Linked DNA regions of Mus musculus: regions 1 and 2 are each linked to region 3. The links are chromatin loops, found by intact Hi-C in ENCODE. Cell type or tissue: heart. All regions are shown on one strand. Region 1 holds the start of Arl4c (ADP-ribosylation factor-like 4C). Region 2 holds the start of Gm29538 (predicted gene 29538). Region 3 has its middle 65 kb from the start of Arl4c.

Region 1 (8,000 bases), 62 kb after region 3:
GGCAAGGTTAAGGTTGCAGAAATGTAAGTGAAGGGTTTCGCTCTTCGCTTATTTTGACTTCCTTATTTTTAGTCTTATAGGGACAAAACAACCCCTAAGTCCGTTCTCAGCTATTTTGAGGGTTCTGTCACTTAAAGCAGCATTTTCGGGTTTCGGGTATAAGCCAGTTTTGAATAATTAGCTTCTGGAGTGATACAGTTGATAAAACCATATCCTGACCAATTTTTTTCATTTTCTAAAATGTTTTTTTAAATTAGATATTTTCTTTATATACATTTCAAATGCTATCCCAAAAGTTCCCTATACCCTCCCCCCACCCTGCTTCCTTACCCACCCACTCCCACTTCTTGGCCCTGGCATTCCCCTGTACTGGGGCATATAAAGGTTGCAATACCAAGGGGCCTCTCTTCCCAGTGATGACCGTCTAGGCCATCTTCTGCTACATTTGCAGCTAGAGACACGAGCTCCGGGGGTACTGGTTAGTTCGTATTGTTGTTCCACCTATAGGGTTGCAGATCCCTTCAGCTCCTTGGGTACTTTCTCTAGCTTCTCCATTGGGGGCCCTGTGTTCCATCCAATAGCTGACTGTGAGCATCCACTTCTGTATTTTCCAGGCACTGGCATAGCCTCATACGAGACAGCAATATCAGGGTCCCTTCAGCAAAATCTTGCTGGCATATGCAATAGTGTCTGGGTTTGGTGGCTTGTTATGGGATGGATCCCTGGGTGGTGTAGTCTCTGAATAGTCCATCCTTTTGTCTTAGCTCCAAACTTTGTCTCTGTAACTCTTTTCATGGGTATTTTGTTCCCTATTCTAAGGAGGAATGAAGTATCCACCCATTGGTCTTCCCTCTTTTTGATTTCCTGACCATCTCTTAAAACGAGAGACAGAACCATATTCATCATTGTGTCCGTGTCACATGCTACAACCCTAACCATTTCTGTGAGGTTTTCTCAAGGCAGTAACTTGGAAGAATGATATTGATATTTTGTCTACTTTCATTTTAACTCTCACCCATTTAATGGAAAACAAAACATTTATGATCTAGATGCCCGTTTTAACACACTTATCACTAAAATGAATTAATGTGAGTGAAGTCATCTGACTAACATCTAGGGAATACTTACTATGTGCTCAACCTCAGGCTAAACATCAGCAATCAGTAAATCTACCCATTGCCAGAAGGGACTCACAACCCAGCAGTGTTGGGTATGCTCAAAGAAAGGAACTAGAGAGCCACCCACTGTAGCCATTCCCAGCTCTGAGTGACAAGGCTCTGGGACGGCTGGAGATGCTTGACTTCATTCCATGCTCTGTCTGGGGCCAGCAGCCTGGCTATTGGTTGCTCAAGGATGCCAAGAGGGATGGAGCAGACAGACTAATTAGCAACAGGCTAATAGAAAGGCCAGCAATCTGATGAGTTATTCACACTCTACACATGGCAGTTCTCGCGATTAGTAACTAAAAGCCCAGGGGCTGGCGAGAGGGCTCAGTGGGTGTGAGTTCTTGGTGCACAAGCATGCACACCTGAGTTCAAATCCACACAATTCAGGCAAGAAGCCGGGGATGGCTGAATGTGCCTGAAATTCATGGGAATAAGATGAAGCGTGACAGAACAGGACATCTGACATCTTCTTCTGGGCACACGTGTGTGTACCTACCCATGCACAGGTGCACATAACATACACACATACACATACTCTGAAAACAACAAAGGGGCTGGTGAGATGGCTCAGTGGGTAAGAGCACCCGACTGCTCTTCCGAAGGTCCGGAGTTCAAATCCCAGCAACCACATGGTGGCTCACAACCATCCGTAACGAGATCTGACGCCCTCTTCTGGAGTGTCTGAAGACAGCTACAGTGTACTTACATATAATAAATAAATTTTAAAAAAAAAAAAAAAAAAAAAAAGAAAACAACAAAGGACTCCTCCAAAACAAAAACAGAACCCCAAAGCTACTGAGCACTTGCTCAGGACAAGTAGCCTGAGCACTCTATCTGTATGAACAGCTTATCTTCCCGACAACTCTTGAAGCTTCCATTATCTTGTTTTACATACAAAGAAACTGAGGCTTCCCGGTCAGTGAGATTCAAGAAAATCTTGGGTCCTCAGGAACTTTAGTATCACACAGCTTAAGCTGGTGTTGAACCTGACCTGCAGCAGATGACCTTGAACTCTCGATCCTCCTACTTCAAACCCCCAAGTTTGATGGCAAGTATGACCACACCTGATCTACACAGTGCTGGGAATCAAACCCAGGCCTTCATGTATGCTATCCAAGCACCCAGCTGACTACATCCCCAACCTTAGAACCAGACCTGTTCTCATTCCAGACTTAAAGCTATGAAGGCCTCCTCATGCCTCCTCCGTAACTATTAAGTTGTAGCTGAATGCCTACAAAGGGCTCTTATATGCTCCTCATTGCACCTTCCAAAGCTTTCATTGATTCCCACCCCAACACTTGTTCTTCAAAAAGCGAGCCAATTCTCAGCGACATAGAGCATGGCGTATATCTGTCTGCCTGCAGTATCCACTGGAAAGGAATCAAATCCCAGAGCTCTTCACTGGGTTCAAACGAGAGGGACAGGGGCAACAACCCTGACACTGGGCAGCTTTGTTTACTGTACCGTTCCAGCAGTATGAGGCTCCAGAGTAGTGGACAGGTAGGAGTCTCAAAGTGTTTAACAATTCTGGATCATTCAAATAACCAATAGTGCTGTAGATAGGCAAGGGCAAGACATGGAAGGAGGGAGATGACACAATAGACAGGCATGAGTGGCTGAGCCTCTGCATCCACCATTCAGGGTGGACCCAGACTTCAGCAAAGCCCACACCAGACAAGTGAGGCTCTGGAACTCACTAGAACTCAGATAACACCTTACGGTCCACTCCCTGGTTCCATAGAGGCTTGGAAAATGAACCAAGAAACCTGAAAGAAAAAAACAAATCAACAGAAAACGCCTCCAACTGTTTGATTGTAGAAATAGTTTATTTCTGTTCACAGCATCATATATGCATTATAAAAGGGGAGGGGGGAATGGAAACAGAGAAGAGAAGACAGAATTACAGGGAAACCAAAACCGGAAGCCAGGGGTTCCAACACCGCCACAGAGTATGTGAAGAAATAAGCTCTCAATCCAAACTGGCCTCCCTGTGTCTATCAGAAACCATTCATTCCAAACCTTGCTCAGGGAGGCCGAATTCCTCTACGGGAACCCAAAGGGCAGAAGTGTCACTAGGAACTCCCCCATGGCACCACCACAGTGATGTTTACTGGGCTATGTGTTGTCACAGATGAAATGGGTATTTCATTAGGTCAAACGTTACAGAAATCAACCGAGACTCTTTTTAACTATTTGCTGATACACCACAGGGCTTGACTTTACTGCACAACTACTAACAGTCAACTGCACCCTTAAGTATTGATCATGGTTTGGGGGGGGGGCATCACAAACCCATCCCAAGCCATTGTTCAAGCAGGCCAGGATCGGACACTGACCTGGAACACAGGCATTGTGAGCACAGGAAAGCTACATTATTTGGCATATGCAATGTCACAAAATAAATATATTATTCTCTCCATATCGTGGAACTACCAAAATGTCAAAGTGCTTAAGAAATTGTGAAGAAAATAAAAAGGTGGATTTTTTTTTAATAATTCTATACAGAATCTTCAGACCATGGGACCAGCCACGGAGAAGCCAATAATCCACAGTTGCTGTGTAAACAGATCCTGCAGGCTGCTAACCACTGCTTAGCTCTGTATACAAAAAAGACCAGTAAATTGGAGGGCTATCAAACACACAAGAAAGGAGCATGGGCCGCTAGATTTCAGCTTTCAAAACAATCTTCTAAGGATCGGGTTTCAAGCAGGAAGCCATGATTTCTGCCTATGGTTCTTAAATTGACTCCTAGAGTGTCAAGGACAATAGGGATGGGCTCATATTGTGACCAACTCCGTGCTCATTCACAACCATGGCTTCCTTTGCACAGCAATGTGTTGCCATGGAGGGAAACAAAAACTCCTACCCTAAAACATGGATTCAGCGGGGGAAATTAAAAGAAAAAGAAACAAAGTCAGTTGTAAATTTCTCTTTTGATACTGTGTTTCAAGATAAATGACAGCTTTTAACAAGCCAAGACTCACTCCGGATTATAAAGGATTTTTAAAGTTACCTTATTAAAAAATATGTATTTATTCTTTCACTTCATCTATTTTCCAAAGCCTCTTTCAAGTAAACTGTGAAGTGCCTGAGTACCAGTGACCATGACGTCACACGCCTGCTTCCTTCTCTTCTCAAGCACTCATTGTTGTTTGCCTTTAACCAAAAGTGCTGGCTGGCTCTGAGGCCAGGCCGGCTCCCACCAGGGTGATTTCCAAAGGACTTCTTCCTCTAGACTTTTCCTCTCTTCAATTCCATGCAAACGGGGTTAGCTTTTACAAGGTGGGGTTTTATTCTTCTGGTGAGTGATATCAAATATTCTAATGACACATTTTGAGTAAAATACTGAAACCAGATAGGTCACAAAGACCCAGCTCAGAAATCTGAACATGTCTTCACTTGCAGTACCAAGGGCCACAAAAGGGCAAAGTCCTTTTCTCCTAAGGTGAAGATAATTTATTTGTGGAAGTGTTTTTTGTTGGTTTTTTTTTTTAAATGTCTGAAACCTATCACCACGTGTATTATTATCAGACCCCCTCCCCCTTGTTAAGAAAACCATTTTGCAATTCAGCACACATCTGTAGCTGGTGTGGTCTTCCAAACCAATCAGTAGGCTGAGAGATTTTTAAATTCCACCCAGAGGGTCCAGTTTTTATGCCGATTATGCAGTACCGAGTGCACACACACACACACACATACACACGCACGCGCGCGTACACACACAGCATTAATGTCGAGACCCTCACCCTTTAAGCACCTGTACTGCCACCACCTCCAATGGTTTTTCTGTTCTTTGTTTTATTGGTCTCTTTACGAGAGAATGACCTGCACACGGACAGGGCCTAGGCCATCTGGAAGAGGTCTCATCCCAGGCTGAAAAGCAGTTCTCAACAAAACCACACACACCCACCCCTGGAAAGTGGCGTCTTCCAGGCCATTCCCAGCCAAGTCCAGAAACACAGCATCCTGGGCCTTCCAGCTGCCGCATGGTCCGAGGCAGTCCTCTGGATGGCCTCAAACCACCACCTCCTTTGGGCCCAGAGTAGGACAAATGAAATCGCAACAGGGACCTGCCCTGTGCCATAAAATTACTCAGTTTCCATAGCTCCAGAATGAAAGGAGCGGTCATCCCCACCCTCCCATCAGTACACTCCAGCGCCTACCCGTCCCCTTTCGGGTATCCCCCCCCAGGGTTCTGTGTGAACTGCATACCTCAGGTAACTCACACGTGATTCCCCCCCGCAGTGGGGGCTGGGCAGTCTGAACTTCTGGCCCTGCTGGAGCAAGAAGAAATCGCTTTTGTCTCTCTGACATCCAAGCTTCCCACCTGGGGCCAGAGGGCACACCACGGGACCCTTGCGTCCTCACGTCCACTCCCCACCGGTCCCCCCCACCCTATCCCACCGGTAGCTCAAGCATTATAGACAAAAGGTCCTCTGAGCTGGGGTGGGGGGGTGGGGCAGGTGACGAGATGGGTGGCTATGCAGCCTCCACACCCGGCTTAAGTCTCCAAGTCCTGTATTTGGATACAGAGATCGTGTTTTAAAAATTCGAATCATCGCTTTGGTTCGTTGTCTTTGTTCGCGGGTTCTCGCTCAACCCAGACGTCCATTCATTCACTCACTGGCTTGCTCGCTCAGCCTTGCTCCAGATCGCTGCTCTAGCGCATTACCGCTTCTTCTTCTGCTTGAGAGACTTCCTGCGTTTCAGGATCATCTCATAGAGCTTGTCCATGCCCTCGGTGAGGCCCTCGCCGATGATGGCGCACGCCGGCTGGACATGGTAGGTGGTGGCCGGGATGAGCTCGTGCAGCGCCAGTTGCTTCTCAATCTCGGCCACCGGCAGCGACTTAGGCAGATCCTGCTTGTTGGCGATAACCAGGAGCGGTGTGCCCTGGTTCTCCGCAAACTTGGTCACCTTGTGCAGCTCCGTCTTGGCCTCCTCCAGCCGGTCCACGTCCACCGAATCCACCACGTAGATGATGCCGTCCGTGCAGCGGCTGTAGGACTTCCACAGCGGCCGTAGCTTCTCCTGGCCGCCCACGTCCCAGAAGTGGCAGCTGATGCCCTTGGCAGTGCCGTTGCTCAGTTTGATCTTCTCGGTGTTGAAGCCGATAGTGGGCACAGTGTTCACGAATTCGTTGAACTTGAGCCGGTAGAGCACCGTAGTCTTGCCGGCCGAGTCCAAGCCCAGCATAACGATGTGCAGAGACTGGAAGGCCGAGATGTTGGAGGAGATGTTGCCCATGGCTCCTCGCTGCGGCGCCGGCCACTGCGACTGCGGCTGCGGCGGGAGGGCGCCGCCCCCCGAGCAGTCACAGGCCCTCTGCGGCCGGGCGCACCTGGGCCCCGCCCGTTGCTGGACCCGGTGGGGTCTCGGCGTCCCCGCGGCGCACGGCCAGGCGCGCTTAGGCTCGGAGGGGCCGGCTCCCTGGCCCGCCTGGTGCGTGCTCCGCGGGCATCTTTCTCCGGAGGCTTTGTCTCTCGCGCAGCCGCCACGGACAGACGCCGCGGTGTAGGATGTCTGCGCCTTGCGCGGTAGCCCGGCTCGACCTGCGGCTCTCCCGCACCGCGGCTCTGCAGCAGCCTCTGGTCTCGGCGCACCTCGGAGCTGCTCTAGCTCCGGCTCCCGGGAGCGCCGCAAAGGCGCAGGCGGGGCGCGGGCTTCCCCGGCGTCCGAGTTAGCGTAGCTGCCTTGCTGTCCCTGCAGTACTAGGCGCTGCTGCTACCGCCGCCGCCGCCACCAGCCTGCTGCGGCCGGAGGGCGCCGGCCCCGCCCCTCTAGTCCCGCCCACAGGCCACGCCCCTCGCCCGCCACGCCCCGCGGTCTCCCGGGGTCAGGCGGGGTCTTCTCGGTCGGTTGCGTCTTTTCGCGCGCTCCGATCGTTCGAAACTCGCCCAGGCGACCCTTCCCGCCGGCCGCGCGCCGACTGTGGGCCTGGACGCGGACTCTTCCTCCCCAATCCGGTGACGCGTCTTTTAAAAATAGCTCCGGGCTCCGGAACCCCCGCCCGGGGCCTAGCCCGCAGCTGGCCGGGCAAAGGCAGCGACTGCAGAGGGCTAGGGCGGTGAGACTGCGGCACCGACGCAGGAGGGCGGAGGAGAGGAGCTGACCTCCTTGAGCCTGCAGCCCTGCTGCTGCCCACTCCTAATCCATTTCCACCGCGTGGTTTCACGCTCTTTGGTGCCCTAGTGTCTTGGTCCCTATTCTTCCTTGATGCGTATGCTCCCTAAGTCTAGGGTGTGCCCAGGAGGCTCAGTTAAGACTACCTACCACCCACCTGCCTAGATAACTCCAGACATTTCTTTCTCAGACACCCATTTTGGAGCCTTGCTTTATGCTTCCCCACCCCTTCCCCACCCCCTCCACTCTGCTGACATCCCAGATTAGGTTAGTCTTAAAGCAACCTTTGTCATTCTACCTTGAGAACCTACCAGGGATGGGGTGAGGGTAGGGGATGGGGGAGGTCCAAATCACCTGACCAGGCTTCAGGAAAGCTAGGTCACTAGAAGACCCTAGCTAGCTTGGAGCTGGTGGTGTGATGAGTCACAAATACATATTTTCTGGGTTCCATTTCGTGACTCCATTCAGTGGTTTTATCCTACCTTGTAAAACGTAGCAAATGAATATTATTTCTGCATGTGGAGGGAAGTCGGGGGGGGGGTGATTATGAGTGACACAGGTTTGATGATGATGGGAACTAGAGATGACAGCCAAGGGGAAAATGGTTTACATTTGTGTAGGTCAGGCTTCTGGGTCAGAAAAGGTTGCAAATGTAATCCAGGGAAAGAAAATAAAAATGCTTATCATTTGTGATCTTAAAAATTATATATA
Region 2 (8,000 bases), 170 kb before region 3:
CCTGGCTTGCTATAAAAAGACTTTCTCCTCTCTCATGTTCTCTGACCTCTCTCTCTCTCTCTCTCTCTCTCTCTCTCTCTCTCTCTGTGTGTGTGTGTGTGTGTGTGTGTGTCCCCTTCTCTGTCCCCTCTCTTTCTCTGCCTCTACCCCCTCTTCAACCTCTCCTTCCCATGCCCCTAAATAAACTTCATTTTATCCTAGACTATGACTGGTACCTGGAAGGGGGGGGGGACTCAACATGGCCGCTAAGGCACCCCCTCCCACTGCACCATAACACATTTTACAAAACATATCCATACTGTTGCACAGATGCCCCTTTTTATTGGTGGGTAATTTTCCACAGTCCCCATTGCGTTTATCTGGCCTCTGGGTTGGTGGTTCCTCACTCTGAGCAGTACTAGTGAGGCCATTTACCTCAAGGGCGTTTGTGGCCCTAGGTTTTCACATTTTGTGGGGATAGACTTTACACTTTGTAAAGTCTTATGGTTTTCCTTTAATATTTTTAGAGGTTATTTTTTTACATTGATTTTGTTGTTGGCACCGTCATTTGTGTATACAGTGTATCTGTCCCCCTCCTGTCCCCCATCTCTCTCCCATCCAGTCATCCCTTCCCCCCTTTCTCCTCCTTCCCAGGGCCCTTTCCATGCTCCTTATTGTTTGGTGAACCTGTGATTTTTAAGCAGGACCCTGAGTGGCCCAGGTTTGGAACCACCCTCCGGGACCTGGTGGGCTCACCCTTTTGGCACACACACAAATGATGGCAGAGACTTCCCTCCCCCACAATCTATCAGTTGCCTATAGTTCATCAGGGAGGGGTGGGGCCCTATGAGCCCTTCACAATCCATGATTGGCCATCAACAGGCCCAGTCTTGTGCTTCACTTAAGGAACTTCAGGCCAACAGACTAGGTCTCAATTCCTTTTAAATACAAAGTGTTCTATGGGTCTAATTTTACAATAAGGCCCCCTGATCGGACACTCTTTTCCTACCTTTGAATATTGCCTGGGACCAGGTAGCAGGAACTCACACTGCAGGACTGGCCAGTTTAACAACTTCTTAAACCCATGTGGTTTGTTTCTCAGGCTTGATTTCTGCTCTACAAGAACTCTTGTCTGAAGTTATTGATTCTATAGAATGTCTGAATTACAACCCCACCCCCACCCTCTGCCCCAGACCCCATCGATCTCTTACTCTAGACAGCTGGGACCACAAGGAAGCCAGTGTGGTTGGGAGGCTCAGGTGGAACTTCTTCATTCCTTCCTGTGCTCCGGAGGGGGGCGGCAGTGTTTGTGTGGCTGTGGCTGTTGCTACAGTTACTAATAACACCTGCTAAAGCCCGGGCAGACTAGGCTCAGAACCACTGGGAGGGGAGCAGAAACACAATAGGATTTAGAACTGGGAAAGAGATGGCACAAGACCAAAAGACATTATGGGCACGAGGGAGGGGTAAATGGGAAACAGATGGGGGCGGGGCAGGTGGTGGTGAATGATTCCTTGTGGAACACACTGGGGGTTCCTGACCATTCTGGCTGAATTGGCCTCCCAGGATTCCTGCTGAAGGTATTAGTGGTCTGACATCTTTTGCTGGATGCTAGAGGGTGAGGGTGAGTGACAGACAGAGTGAGCCCAGCCATTGCTCACCTGACTTCCCAGGGTTCCTGATGAAACTGGATTTCACAAGGCAGCTCACAAATGGACCTTGGAGAAACTTCTGAGCACCGACTAAAGTCAGGGCAAGTCCTCGTCATCTCTGCCAATTGAACATGGTAATTTCTGAAATCCCAGCACGTAGCCTGCCTAGTAGAATAACGGGTTCTTCTACTGCCTGGTTCAGAACGGGCAGGGGGTCTCTTCTGGGTCACCCAGAGAAGAAGGGCTACTTATGTCCAGACAAAATGATCAAGGAAGTCTATCTGGAGGACCCTGGTACCCCCGACTCCCAGCAAGCTGTACTGGAAGGTTTGTTTAGGTTCCCTTCATAGAAAGGGAGACTGACTAGCCTGTGCCACCTACCATGGGTTGCCTATGTGTGAACACCTGTGTGTTGGCGGTGAGCCTAACAGTGTTGACACAAACACCTTTCTTACTCCAAAGGAAATGAGGGCCAGTTTGTACTGAGCCAAATATTAGTGAAGCTGCCATGGGAACACAGACTGGGGTTGCTCTGAATAACACTCTTCCACTGTGCAAGAGGTTCTACAAGTGGGGAAGAGAATGTTATACAATGTTGCATTTGCTAAATACATTGGTGAGGATTTCAAAGAATCGGGTTACAGCAGAGCAGAGAAATCTCTGCTACAGGCTTCAGCTATTCTGTGGTGTTCTAAGCTCTGGGTTGGTGGAAGCTAGTGGCCCAAAGAATTGAAGTAAAATAAAATTTACCTCTAACAAAGGTGTTAGGTTAGATGCAGAGGTTTCTGGACAATGTCTACTACTGGAACTAAAAATAGCTCAATACAATTCTCACTCTGGATCTGCAATGCCCCATCTCGCCACAATCGCCTGGTTTTTCCGTGAGCGAGTCTGAAGAGCTTCCAACACACGTGGGGCTTTTGGAGAAAATTTCAGTTCATATCAATCTCGACAGCCAATTTATTGGTTGGGGAAGGTCCCAACCTCCCAGGATTGTTCAAGTAGGACCATTCCCTAAAGGTAAATTAATTGTGACCACAGCATCTGTGGCTTCCACGAGGAGTCTGATTACATCTGTCTTAAGGCCTCTAACTGTGAAACACTTAGCTTCATAGGTTCCTCGGATTCTTCTACTCTCCTCGCTCTCCATGTAGAAGTGAAGAGGGGCAGCCCCCACCCCTTCACATTTCATGTTGAAGGTCAAGCTATTTGGCCAAGGAACTCCCTTGTGACCTGGGAATGGGCTTACATAAACAGTGATGACTGTGTCTGTATAGCTAGCATTTCTCAAACAGCTCAGATAAGAACTTCCAGAATGGATAGCCAGCCCCACCCCTGGATCGACCGCATTCAATGGGTCAGGGTTGAAGCTTGGGAGTCAGCTCTCTAACAAGCTCTTTTGGATACCATGCTGGTCTGGTCTAGGTTCCCAGACTTGGCTGCCCAGTGATTACTCATGAAAACAAAAACTCCACTTCTGTTTGATGACTGTCAGCATTCAGTGTCCCCTCTTCCCACTCCTCAAGACCCATGTCTAGAAAACTTGAGAAGGACATAGAAGTTCCTTCCTGGCCCATTTGTCTGACTCCCATGTGTCTGCAATATAAAACCATGATGCCGTCATCACTCCTAGATGCCCTTTGCTCTAGAAGCCCGGGAGAGACTGTACCACCTAAGCACGTGCAGTAGTCTGTGTGACACTTTCTCAGGACACTGGAGGCATCAGTGCTGACACATTCCAGAGAAGCCTGACTATTCTCCTTGGGGCAGTCACATGATGGAGGGGAGGGCGGGGCTTGGAAACATAATAGCCCAGACTCTGTTGAGGTTGCTTGCTGGAGGCAACCAGGGCATTAGGCCTCCCAAGCTATTCCAGGCACTGTATATCAGGTACTCAGGATAGAAGGAAAGTCTTCTGCCAGTGAGGCCCCAGGCAGCTGAGGATGACTAAGAATGGGCCCACACACAAAATTGTAAACTTTGCTTAAAGCAGTGTTTCTTAACCTGTGGGTCATGACCCCTTTGGGGGTCAAATGACCCTTTCACAGGGGTCGCCTAAGACAATGGGAAAACACAGATATTTACATTATGATTCATAACTAGCAAAAGTATAGCCATGAAGTAGCAATGAATGCAATTTTATCGTTGTGGGTCACCATAACATGAGGAATTATATTGAAGGGTCTTAGCATTCTGAAGGTTGAGAACCTCGCGGGTAAAACATCATGAGCTCCCCATTTGGCAATTTTGTTATCGTTTTCTCTTTTGTAACATAGTTGCGTGGATTCTGCTGATGGTGATATCAAAGGCTGAACACATCTGTTTCCCTCCACCATCAGAGCTTTTCTTTATAGCTGGTTTTGCCCCTGGGGACAGAGCCTAGGTATTCTCTGCTGCCTTTCTATTCTTGGATCTTAAGTATAGTGTGTAGAACATTGTGGGCATTTGAAAAGAAAGACAGATTACATGTGAGCTGGGAAGCAGCGATCCCTGTGGCAAATACATACAAGCCCAAACTCAGGGCTGCCGGTCCTGTCTTTTATATCTTCTGTTGCAGTTTCCCTGAGGATCCGTGGAGTAAAACAAGTTAAAAATACGAAGAGAACTCTTGACAGAGGCTCAGTTCCTCACGATCAGGGCTATGAGGAGGCTTGGCAGCAAAATCTGGAACATCTGACTTAACATGCTGCTGAAGAAGTCAGAGAGTGGGCTCCCGTGCCCCTAAAAGGCAGTGGAACCTGGCCTCTGGATTTAGCTGCCCAACAAATGGAGACAGTGTTGCCACAAAGGGGTCATGGTCCAGGAGGCAGGCCTACAAAGAGGTATCACTGTGATTAGAACCCACAGGTAAGAGACACCCTCTTGCAGCCTGTGATGTATGCATATCCATGGTTGCAATAGTAGAGACTCAGTTACTCTTGGCCAGCACTAGATGGCGAGCAGACATCAAGACGGCTCAACAACCTTAGCCTAGGGTTCTGCGTAGGCCTTGCATTGCCCAGCCCCACTCTGTGGCCCTGGAGGAGGGTACTAGTCATCCACAGGGGACAAGTGAGGCAGTAATACTCCTGAGGGTTGAGGATGTCTCCATGGATACCTCTCTGATGAAGGCTTTAGCTCTATACCCCGTGACTGTAGTCACCATCCTAGCTTTCCCCATCTTGGGCTGAAGCTACAAGTGAATAAGGTCACTTGTGAACAAGGTCAGACACCTTCCAGGAGTGGGGCTGGGGAGAAAGAGGTTCCAGAGTTCCATTCGTCAAGGTCTTCCCACTACTGATATCTCAAACAAGTGCCACCATGACTGGCCTTCTATTGTGAGTTCTGGGAACTGAACCTTCTCCAGTCCTGATGCCTTTGTGGCAAGCGCTTTGCTGACTAGGCCTTCTTCTCCCTGGTGCCATCATTGTCATTATAGATAAGGAAACTGAGGCACAGATAGGCTTGCTGAGGTATACTCAGCTGAGCAGAATCACAGGCCAGTGATGCAGGCAGTCAAGATGACCAACATGGACAGATGTGTTCAGCTGGATTAATAGGACTTTGTTTCCTATGCTGAGGTTACAGAGTCAGAACGACCACATAAGGAAAGGCAGTGAGCAGGGCTGTGGCTACAGCTGTTGAGAATTAAGACTTAGGACATGTGCACTGAGGTGCCCCTCCAGTCAGCATCCTTTCTGAAGAGAGTCTAGATGCATCTATAGAGGGAGGTGAGTACCATCAGTCATTTCTCAGCAGCCATAAAATGGGCAAGCCTCCCTGTGGAGAGTGCCTGGTGGCAAAAAAATGATGTCATTTTAGGAGAGGTTCCTGAAGTTGGCTAGCCCCACCCCACTCCCCTCCCTCCAGCCCTCTTGGAAGGAAGCTGCCGGGTGACTGTGCTGGAAAGTTTCTTTGACTTTCACCAAAGCCATCAATTGCCACACCTTCCCTTTGTTCATTGAAAAGGGCGAGCCGCCTCATTCTTAATGCCCAGGGGTTACCTTGGCAGCCAGTGAACCTTTTCTTTCAATGAGCACTCTCCCGAATCCAAGCAAAGTTTTGACTCCAGTCGTGTCTTCGTAGGGATATTGAGTGGGACTTAAAAGGCACCTCATAGCACATCAAGCTAAGAGATGAGCAAAGCAGGTGTCAAGTGTGGAATTTCCATGGTCCCTGGGGCCACTTTAATGCCAAAGTCATAACCCTCAAAGGTTCTTGGCCACCAACTGAGACATTCTAGATTAAATCCAGCCTCAGAGACATCATAGAACTCAGCCCCGGGAGTCTGCTTCTCTCACAGGAGGATAGACATGGTGGCATGGGGAGTTTTTCCTCTGTCTGATCTCCTCTGCCAGCAGACTTTAAATCCGGCTTTTAATTTTTGTGCCATTCAGATTCAAAACATGCTATCTCTCAAACCAAGTTTTTGAAATTTCACACTTTAAACTACTGGCAAGAAGATGTGACCCTGCGGTGACTAGCAAGCCTTCAGACTGTCCTGACTAACCAAAATGCTGCCCTTGCTTCTCTTCCCCTTCTTCCTCCTCCTCTTCCTCCTTCCCCCCTTCCTCATCCCCTTCCCTCCTCATCTCCTCCTCTTCCTCTTCCCTTTCTTCCTCTTCTTCCTCCTCTTCCTCTCCCCCTCTTCTTCTGGAATGTGTATGTACCTTATATGTGTGTGTGTGTGTGTATTCTCATGTCTGTGTGTGAGACAAGTGTATGAACACACACGTGTAGAAGCCAAAGGTTGATGTCTCAATCACTTTCCACTTTATTTACTCAGGTGGGGTCTCTCACTGAACCCAGAGCTTGCCAATCAATCTAATGCTGACAGCCAGCTTTAGGTGGCTATAATTCAGGGTGCTGGCATTACAGATGGGCACTGTGCCAGCCTGGCTTTTTGCATGGGTGCTGGGGATCCAATTCCAGTCTTCATTCTAGCACAGCAAGCATCTTATCCCCTGAGGCATCTCTCCAAATGCCCCTTTCTTAAAGCCTTCCACATCCGAGCCCCTCAAGCCCTCCAGCATTCCAATAACTTGTTCTGGGCCATCCTCACAGCCCTGGGTGTAGTCACACACTGTGGTGGTTTGAATGAGAATGGCTCCTGCAGGCTCATACATTTGAATGCTTGGTCCCTAGTTGGTGAACGATTTGGTAAGGATTAGGAGGTGTGGCCTTGCTAGAAGAGTTGTAGCATCTGAGGGGTCGGCCCCTGGATTTAGATGGTATCCTGGAAGGAGTTGGGATTCAACTAAGCAGGGAAGCCGAGCCTCAGATATTGTGAGAAATACATGCTTCGTAAAGCAAGCAGTGATCCTAAGGGAAAAGTACATACGTGCGTAAGAACGCATATGGAAGTGAAGGCCCTAGGATAGCACACTGCAGGAAACAGGTGTGGCTGACAGACATTGAATGTAGAGGCCCTGCCCAGTGGGTCACCATCCCAACATCCCTTGAAGGTCTGCATGGCTATCATTTCAGCTGTACAGCAGGAACTAGACAGAGTTGAGTGGTTTATGTCTTGAGCTGGCTGGCTTGTCCCAGCTACCATGCTTTTTTGCTCTCTAGCTGTTCGCTGTTCCAGGTCAGTGCCCAGGGTGACCTTAAGTTTGGAAGCAAGGAAGGTGTTTGAGCTGTTAGACTAGTTTAGGACTCCTTCCTGGAGTGACTCACTGTGAAGCACACAGGCATACGTACAACCCAAATCCAAGGTGTGCTGTAGCCATGGCAATGTGAAAATGGACTCAAGGGAGGAGGCAAAACAGAGGTCCTGAGAGATGCTGGGAAGGGTTGTGGAGACAGATCTTTCCAAGCTGTTTCCTAGCACTATTCAACAACAAGGACCCTTTTCTGTCTTTGTGTCATGATTGGCAGTCCCTTACTAGTTGGCCTGGGCCGTTGTTGCTCCTTCCACAGCACTTTTTTCTCTCTGGGATAAAGTGCCATGTTTATAACTGGGGTGGATTTTGTCTACACTGAGCAGCCATGCATTCTCTTTCTACAGAGGCACCATGTGCTGGTTCTCCCATGGGAACAGTGTTTGGGCGATATTGGGCGATATTGCCAATGAGACCCACTGTCCCTGAGGTCAGGGTGGCGCTTGCTCACCTGTGATGGTTTCAATGGCAAGTGTACTCATGTACTCAGGTACCTGAGCACTTTGTCTGCAGCTAGGTGTGGTGTTGGTGGGAGTTTATGGAACCTTTGGGGGGTGGAGCCTTGTTGGAGGAAGCATGCCACTAGATTGGGCTTTGGTGTTTTATGGCTTCTTCCTGCTTCTTCTGGTCTCTCGTTGCTTCCTGAGTAGAGATATCAATGTGATCACCAGCTCTCTGTTCCTGCTCCCATGCTTTCCTGGGTGTTGCCCTGCTTTCCCTGCCGGGA
Region 3 (8,000 bases):
TCCCCCTCCCCCTCCCTCTGATTGGCTTAATTGGACTCTGGGATGCTGAGACTCTTGGGAACTTTTTGCCTTGACCTCTTCCCTTCCTTCATGCTGGTGACTGAGAGATGTCCATATCACCGTGTATTGACACGACGTCATAGTTCCCATGTGGAACAATTCCAGCGCCCATGTAAACATTTGGGGCCATTTCATTGTTCTGAAATTCAAAAAAACAAAAGATGAAAACCACTCCACTGGCTGACTTCATGACGATGAGACCCCCACATTTCTCCTCTGGCAACTAAAATAGCAGACGAAGGTTGTGCTGTGAAGGTCCCCTTTCCTGCCATAGTTAATTGTTTTCTCATTTTGTCATGAACTCCATTGTTCCCTTGGAAGATTTGAAAAGCTTGCAGAGCACACAATTTGGCTTCCATCTAAAGAAACAAACTCCTGACAAACGCACCAGTATTTACTGGGAAAGCAGAATTTAATCAAAGTTTGTCTGCATTCTCAGTAAGGCACAGGGCCACACCGATGCTCAGGGACAAATGACAGGGCAGTGAGAACAATAAGTTAATCCCAGATTCGTGGTCACTGAACAAGTAAAACTCCCCCACAGTGAAGGGCTCACCCATCAACTGACTATCCTCTCTCTTCCTGAGGGAGACATCCAGATGTGATTGGGAGGGGGTAGGCTACTGGCAGTGCCTGGCCAGGAAGCCCGGGGATATCAGAAGCAGCCAGAGCTCTTGCCCCCAACTCCAGGGATCTTTATGTTATTCAGAGCACGACCCTGTCACTTTCCTGCTGGAGCCACACCATGCTGTGGCACTCAGAGGAAATGAGGACCGATGGCAGGACCTGTCCCTACCCACTCCTCCATCCTTCACACTCTAGTCTTCTAGGTCATCACACTAGCTTCTTCAGTCTCAGAGTTTTTGTATCCCTTCTGGGCAAGTTCCATCACAGTGAATGTCCCCCAAGATCTGGCATGTCCCCAAATACATAACTGTCTCCATGTCCTCTGAATGGGCAGTTGAGTGTGAGGTGCACAAGAGGCTGGCCAAACAGTGACAAGGTCTCTCTGCTTGCTATCCAGCCCAGTGACTCAGCCCAGACCACAGATCATCTCCAGGGATTGCAACTGTCCTAGTGACCATCCTTAGAGCCCTTAATCCTTCTTTGTTTTCAGGCCTCACTTGTACATCAGCTCCCTGGAGTGGCCTGCTTACTCCTGCTCCCTGCCTCAGTTTCCTCAAATGTAAGATGGAATCTCTCATAGAATTTAAAGGCCACAAGAAGTACTATCATGAGTAATGCCCATCAGGAGGAGACTATTCCAGAAATAAACGTGACTGTATCTCAGCCTAGGAGTTGAGAGAATGGTCCTTTCTCCTGCTAAGCCTAGACTCATGTGTGTTTCCTCTGTACAGCAATACGGGCAATGGACAAAGAAGTGCAATGGACTGGATCTAGTTTTTCCAGTCTCGAGTGAGTACCTGACTCTGCATCTAGGTTTCCATGGTTGCCATCCTCTCTTGGTCGCAGAACATCAGTTCTCAACCCGTGGGTCACCACCCTCTAGGCAAACTTCAATCTCAAAACAGACACAGTCACAGGCACAGGCACATGCACACGTGCACGCGCACGCGCGCGCACACACACACACCACAGTAGTAAAGTTACAGTTATGATGTAGCAACAATAGTAATTGTATAGTTGGGGGTCACCACAACACAAGGAACTATATTAAAGGGTCTCAGCATTAGAGAATTCGAGAACCACTGTTGTGGAGGAAACTGAAAGAAATGAGGATTCCTGGGGTGTGAGTTCTATGGTGGGGTTTTACTCATGCATTCAAAGGCATACCAAGGCTGATCAAGTCCTCACTGGGGTTGGTGGAGCAACACAGGGAAGCCAGGCTGTCAGCACACTTGTTCGAGAAGAAGCAAGAGAAGTTAGGTTTAGCGTTTGACGTCTGGAGTGGTTAGAACAAGGAGGTGTTCCCCTTACTGTCTGCATGTGTCACTGCTCTCTATACCTGAAATCTACTGGTGTTTCAGTGTACTGGAATGCTTTTAAAACTGCATAATTATCTAGGGCATTGCTATTTTATTTTTCATTAAAAACAGTCCATCATTAAACAGTCCCAGTCTATCTCAGTTTCTATGGGGGAAAAAGACCTTCTGGTTCCCAGGTAAATTAGATTCTAAAGTGACCTTTCTAAGAAGCTATACCCATGAAATCTCAATAATACAGCCACTTAAACAAAACCTGCATAACGACACCACCAGTTTGCATGCCAGCATGGATAAGGGAGATCTCACAAGGCCCCTCCCCTAGATGAAGACCTACAGACAATCAATGGCTACCGAGACGACAATCAGTCTTTACCAGGGGGGCAATCCCTTGATAGGTTATCCAGTCCCAAGCAGTCAGCCTTAAACACATATACATATGAGTACCACTAAATGCACTCAGTATGTTGTATATGTGTGTATAATATAGATAATGTATGCAGTAATAATAATTAAAGAGAGGTTATAAATTATAGAAGGTGTAGGGTAGACTTGGGGAGAAGTTGCAGGGAGAGTTGGGGCAGGGAAATGATGTAAACTAGTGTACTCATGTATGAAATTTCCAAAGAAATAATAATAATTTAAATTTAAAAAACGAACGTCCTCAAAATGATTGTGAAAGGAACTCCATTACATTCATTCTCTGCCTGAGATAATTTCTCATAAGAAAAGTGACCAATACCACAAAGACACTGTCCCCTGTGGATGTCCCCTTCTGGGAGTGTCCCATGAAGCTGTTGGGCTCAGCTCTGAAGGAAGCGGGAAACTCACACTTGTTTGAACAGTAACTAGTAACTGACGGAAAGAAAAAAATAAGGCTTGACCGGAAATAGGGGGACTCCTTACACAAAAGAAGGAAGTGCGGACTCAATAAGAAATGAGGTGAAGTTTTGCAGAGAGGAAACAGGCGCAGGCCATGTTGATAGTGAGCCTAGAAAAGAAACTGCCCTGGATTTACCCCACAGCTGGAGAAATAAATCCAAATGCCTCCTGCACTGGGGCATAAGGCGGCGCTGCGCCCCGCGCCTGTCGCCCTTCTGGGGATGTCGGGGCTAGAGACTGGCCTCAATGTACAGTGTGGACTGTGGTTAAGCAAGAGGACAGGTGCCCAGTGGGTTTGGACTGAGAACACAGGGTGGCAGACCCTACCCTGCTCTGCACTGATGACACCTTCATGAACAGAATAAGTCACTTCCATTGCAGCAAACTTAGAGCCAGACAACCGGTGCCCCGCCTTTGCTCTCTGCTACCTGGCTGTACATGGGCCAAGCATTCCCCCAAAGCAACCATTTCTTCTCTCTAAGACAGGATAGAGATGCTCCCGGCTCACATAGGGATAAAAATGAACATATATAGCCTCGTGCCTGGTGAACAATGGTTTGGATTATCTACCCATTCTTGCCGGTCATTGCAAAGGGGCTGGGAGGATGGGAGAATTAGTAAGACAGAACTTAAGGAGTTCAAACCACAGCACGGCAGGAACTTGAGGCCCCAGCACCAGAAACAGATAGCATGGCGTGGCAGGATCTCCAAAGAGGCCCAGAGGGGTCTTTCCTTCTTTCTTTTGAGGGCAATAAGGGTGTCACACAGCAAGAGCCTGCATTTATTCTTGTCCTGGATCTGTTGTCTGTGGGTCTTCCCACCCTCTATCACAGACCCTTTCTTTCCAAAATCCAGACAAAATGATACTGTGACTTTCCTCATAGAGGGTTCTAGCTGCAGATGTTAAACATGGACTTCCTGCCAGCATTGTATGTGATCATGAGACTTCATCTAGAGAAGGATATGTCAGCACTGGGCATGTGTGGAGATTCACTAAGGACTCGATAGATGAAATGTCACCCTGCTTCCTGCTCTGAGAAGCTGCTAAGGATGTGTGTGTGTGAGAGAGAGACAGAGAAAAGAGAGAGAGAGGCGGAGAGAGAGAGAGAGAGAGAGAGCACCCCAAGCTTGCCCTCTGGTCAGTGTGTCACCTACAGCTCAGTGCTTAGATGTCTGTAGGAACCCTGCCTCTGGCTGGGGCTTGTAATCTGCAGACCAAGTGACACAGCTTCCTGATTCAGTTTCATCTTCCATAGCCTAGAAAAAGCTTTCCTTTTTCTCTTCTCTCTTCTCTTCTCTTCTCTTCTCTTCTCTTCTCTTCTCTTCTCTTCTCTTCTCTTCTCTTCTTCTTCTTCTTCTTCTTCTTCTTCTTCTTCTTCTTCTTCTTCTTCTTCTTCTTCTTCTTCTTCTTCTTCTTCTTCTTCTTCTTCTTCTTCTCCTTTTTTTAAAGAAGAAAGCAGAGAGCCAGAAAGTAGCAAAGCAGGAACATCATTGGAACTGACCCTAGAGACACTTCCCTGGGGGTTCTGGGAAAATCTGCAGCACTCACACAAGTGTCAGAACAAGGGAGGTCTTGAAGGAAAGGCCTGGGGTTCAAACGTGGCTGTTACGTGGAAGGCAGATATCTTAGTTTCCTTTTGTGGTGCTATGATAAAATGGCCTGACAGCTTTAAGGAAGAGTTTATTTCAGTTCACAGTTACAGGTTGTGGACTACCATCCTGAGGAAGTCAAGGTAACAAAGAACAATGAATGCTTGGATAACCACACTCAGCTCACTTTCTCTCTCCACCCTCACATGCTCCAGAATGCTTGCCTATGGAATGGTGCCACCCACAGTGGATGAATCCTCCTAACTCGATTAACACAATCAGGACAATCCTGCCAGAAATGCCAACAAATCAACTTGATTTAAGAGACCCCTCATGGAGACTTTCTTCCTAGGTGATTCTAGATTAACCAACCATCACAGCTGGGAGGCCTAAGGATAGCAAGATGCTGCTAGAATGCTTGACTTTGAAGGCTGGAGTCCTCATCCTTGATCTTTGCACAAACTGCAAAAATTCCTCATTCAGTGACATACTATGGTCATGGAGAGGTTAGGGTTGAGACAATGTTCTCACCTCCTTGGGGGTCAGCTGGGCTAGATTGTCATCAGTTCTTTTGACATCCTGGGGAACCCTCGTTCCCCCACTCTGCCCTCTTCCCACTGCCCCATTTTGTTCCCTCTTCCTTCTGCTTCATTTCTTTGACAGTAATAGGAGGGAGGCAGGGAACAGGGCAGGGAGCAGGGCTGTGGTGCCAATACCTTAACAACAAACCCTTTTGATGTTAATTCCCTTTTCAGGTGAGAAATCCTGTCTGCCAAGTCCCAGTAGGTATCTGTCAGTATCTGAGGGAGGAGGGGGGGATGCTGCCAAGCAATCGCTAGGCTCTGACATTCCATTCTTGCAAAAAGGTTGTGAAATAGGTTACTGGTAACGATAATCGTGAGGAATGAAACCTTAACTTCTACAAATCCATGAGCTTTGTAAGTGTGTATTCACACAAGACCACATACATACACACAGGGACTGATGGCTATAGGTATACAGATGTATGGATGTGTCTGAATGTACACAGGTGTGTGTGTGTGTGTGTGTGTGTGTGTGTGTGTGTACTGAGTATGCACCTCTATGCATTTATGTAAATCAGATACAATCATAGGTCATTATCACAGGAGAGACCTGATGAATAAGAATACAAAGATGAGCATGATATTATTAATAGTCAGAGAAATACAAACGGCGGCCATAGTGATGTGCTGCTTTGCAATTCTTAGAGAAATTAAATCATCTGATAATGGAGGGAAGCTGGGCTACTCAAAAAAAAAAATGGGCCCAGGGTAGGTAAGCGAGCCTGGAGCATTTTATACAGTGTAGGTAATCAACCCATGGGGTCTAGCCTGGCCTATATGACGAGGCACCACTTGGTTAAAATCTAGCTGTCAGCATGGACTTTGGTAGAGGCAATCTGCAGTAAAAACAGAGGTGGTGAGTGTTGGCATTCTTTCTAGGCTCCGCCCAACAGTTACCTAGCAACAGTCAGGTAGGCTTGGCTTGCTTTAAAAGGAACTGTTTGGCCTCGCCCCTTCTCTCTGACTCTCTGACTTTCTTCTCTCTGACCCCTATCTTTCCCTCTCCATATGTTCTTGGCCAGCCTCTTCCCCCCAACCCCTTCTGTGTCCTTCTCTGTCCCCTCTCTTCCTCTGCTTCTATTCCCTTCTCAGCTCCCCTTCCCATGCTCCCAAATAAACTCTATGCTATACTAGACCGTCCTGTGGCTGGTACCTCAGGGTGAGGGATGCTTCAGCATAGGCTTGCTGAGGTCTCCCCTCCCACTGCATCATCCTGCACTCTATAAAACATATCCTTGGTCTTTATAAAACACATCAGTGAGATGAGATGTTCAGGGATACAGCATTTGACTAGCACCTTGAAGTCCTGGGTTCAAACCCTAGTAAGTGCAAAAAGCACCCCACCACTCATTATATATGCTTCATTCCATGAGTTCCTGTCCCAGATATGATACTTGGTCTTTATAAAGGGTGGTAACAATTACATAATAACGAATGGGAGGAGCTTATCAATTTGATGGCTGAGCCCAGGCAGGGGCTGGGAGAAGACAGCATATTGTGTCCCAGGACCTGGGAGTCAAAAGCTGTTTTGAGGCTGGGTTTTGAGCTGTTCCTGGAAGACCACAGTCCTCCTCAGGTGGGGAGGGCCTTCAAAGTCACAGGCAGGAGGCTCTGTGCAGCTGGCACTGAGTCACTTCTGTGGAATGCAAGGCATGTTAGGGAAAACAGCTACAACACTGTGTACCCAGCCCCTGGATGCCAGGTTGTGTGAGTCTGGGACTTACAGGAAGATTCCCCCGTCCTTGGCTCAGAGAAGCAGCTGTCCAGGCAGCGGCAGTGTATAGGTCTTCCCCAACCAAACCTTCCTTTTCATTGCAGAGTAGCTGCTCTCACCTGACCTCGCTGAGAAAGCTGCATCTCTGGATGAACACTTAACTCCTGGGAGACAAAGGTAAACATATCTTCTGAGGCCCGCCCATTGTCTCTTGATTTCAACACGAAAGGATGGGGAAATCCAAGGGCCTGTATAGGGCACAGTGGGAGGGTCAGCCAGGCCAGCCTGGGGGCCTTACTCAGCCACCTGCCACTTGCAGGCATGTCACTGTGGTGAAATCTCGGCATGTGCACCAGCTCCTGGGTGCAGGAGGCGTAGGAACAGCTTGAGCAGGTGATTCACCATCTGAGATCGGGCCATAGGGCTCTCTCCCTGGCCGGGGAAGTCCCTGGCTTGCTGGAGCCTGGCCTCACCGCCCCTAGCTTCCTTTCAAGTTTCCTGCCATCCATCCATCACACTGATTTCTGCCTTCAAAGCCAGATTCCAGGGATGTCTCCCTCTGACCTGCAGGTCCTTCTAAGGGGCACACACATTCCTTGGCTCTCCCCTGCATAGCTCACATTCTTTTTCTGAAGCCCCTGTTCTAGGGGAGGAATACAAATGACACCATTCTGAAAAGCCTGGTCTTCGGAAATTTGGCTCTGAAATCCCTCTTGTGATGGTGGGAGGAAGACACATAGCAAATAAATACATAAATGAAACAAAACCATGAATTTGTTAGCTGTGCTCTGAAACGGTGCCTTTTGACTCTCCAGTTAGGACCAGTTGCCTTTCCCGAGGCTGGTTCAACAATGCGTGTGCATTACGTGTGGCTCACGGCAGCTTCAGTACCTGCAGAACATGATTTATGCATGTAAGCGCTCGGACTGGCCAGGGAGATAGCTCAACCAGTAACATTCTAGATAGAAGCTGGAGGACCTGGGTGAGAATCTACACAAAAAGCCAGGTGCAGTAGACTGCAACTGTAATTCCAGGGCTGGAGGAGAACAGATAGAAGAATCTCTGGGGACCCACTGGCCAGCTAGCCTAGGTAAATGGGTAAGCTCACGGGTTAGTGAGAGACCCTGTCTCAAAAGAAGAAAAAGTGGCACACTATTAAGGAAGATACCCAGTGTCGACCTCTGACTGCCACATATACTTGCAGACACATGTATTCACACCTGCACA

Evidence for each region. Peaks named below come from ENCODE experiments on the same cell type or tissue, not always from the same donor. Only the 100,000 strongest peaks of a DNase experiment are listed, where the experiment ranks them.
Region 1: a loop joins it to region 3, with 6 times the contacts of the local background. A loop is called at or near these places in 7 of 42 quality-filtered maps.
Region 2: a loop joins it to region 3, with 2.0 times the contacts of the local background. A loop is called at or near these places in 4 of 42 quality-filtered maps.

The regions. Positions count from the first base shown.
Region 1 is chr1:88,695,252-88,703,251 of GRCm38, forward strand. Arl4c (ADP-ribosylation factor-like 4C) reads right to left here and starts at 6,940. Exons shown (of 1, transcript NM_177305.4): 1 at 2,974-6,940. The coding sequence starts at 6,413. The coding sequence ends at 5,835. In heart, a CTCF peak has its summit at 7,226; DNase peaks (open chromatin) are centred at 4,310, 5,270, 5,940 and 7,050; H3K4me3 peaks cover 4,082 bases; H3K27ac peaks cover 3,692 bases.
Region 2 is chr1:88,461,328-88,469,327 of GRCm38, forward strand. It overlaps Gm29538 (predicted gene 29538), which reads right to left and starts at 1,292. Exons shown (of 3, transcript NR_166084.1): 1 at 1,191-1,292. The region is part of intron 1 of Gm28888 (a long non-coding RNA gene); the gene reads left to right. In heart, a CTCF peak has its summit at 4,558; no DNase peak of the experiment used is centred here; H3K27ac peaks cover 1,163 bases.
Region 3 is chr1:88,632,886-88,640,885 of GRCm38, forward strand. No RefSeq gene overlaps it. Among named protein-coding and RNA genes, the nearest start is that of Arl4c, 65 kb to the right of the region's middle. In heart, a CTCF peak has its summit at 3,051; a DNase peak (open chromatin) is centred at 2,966; H3K4me3 peaks cover 528 bases; H3K27ac peaks cover 2,676 bases.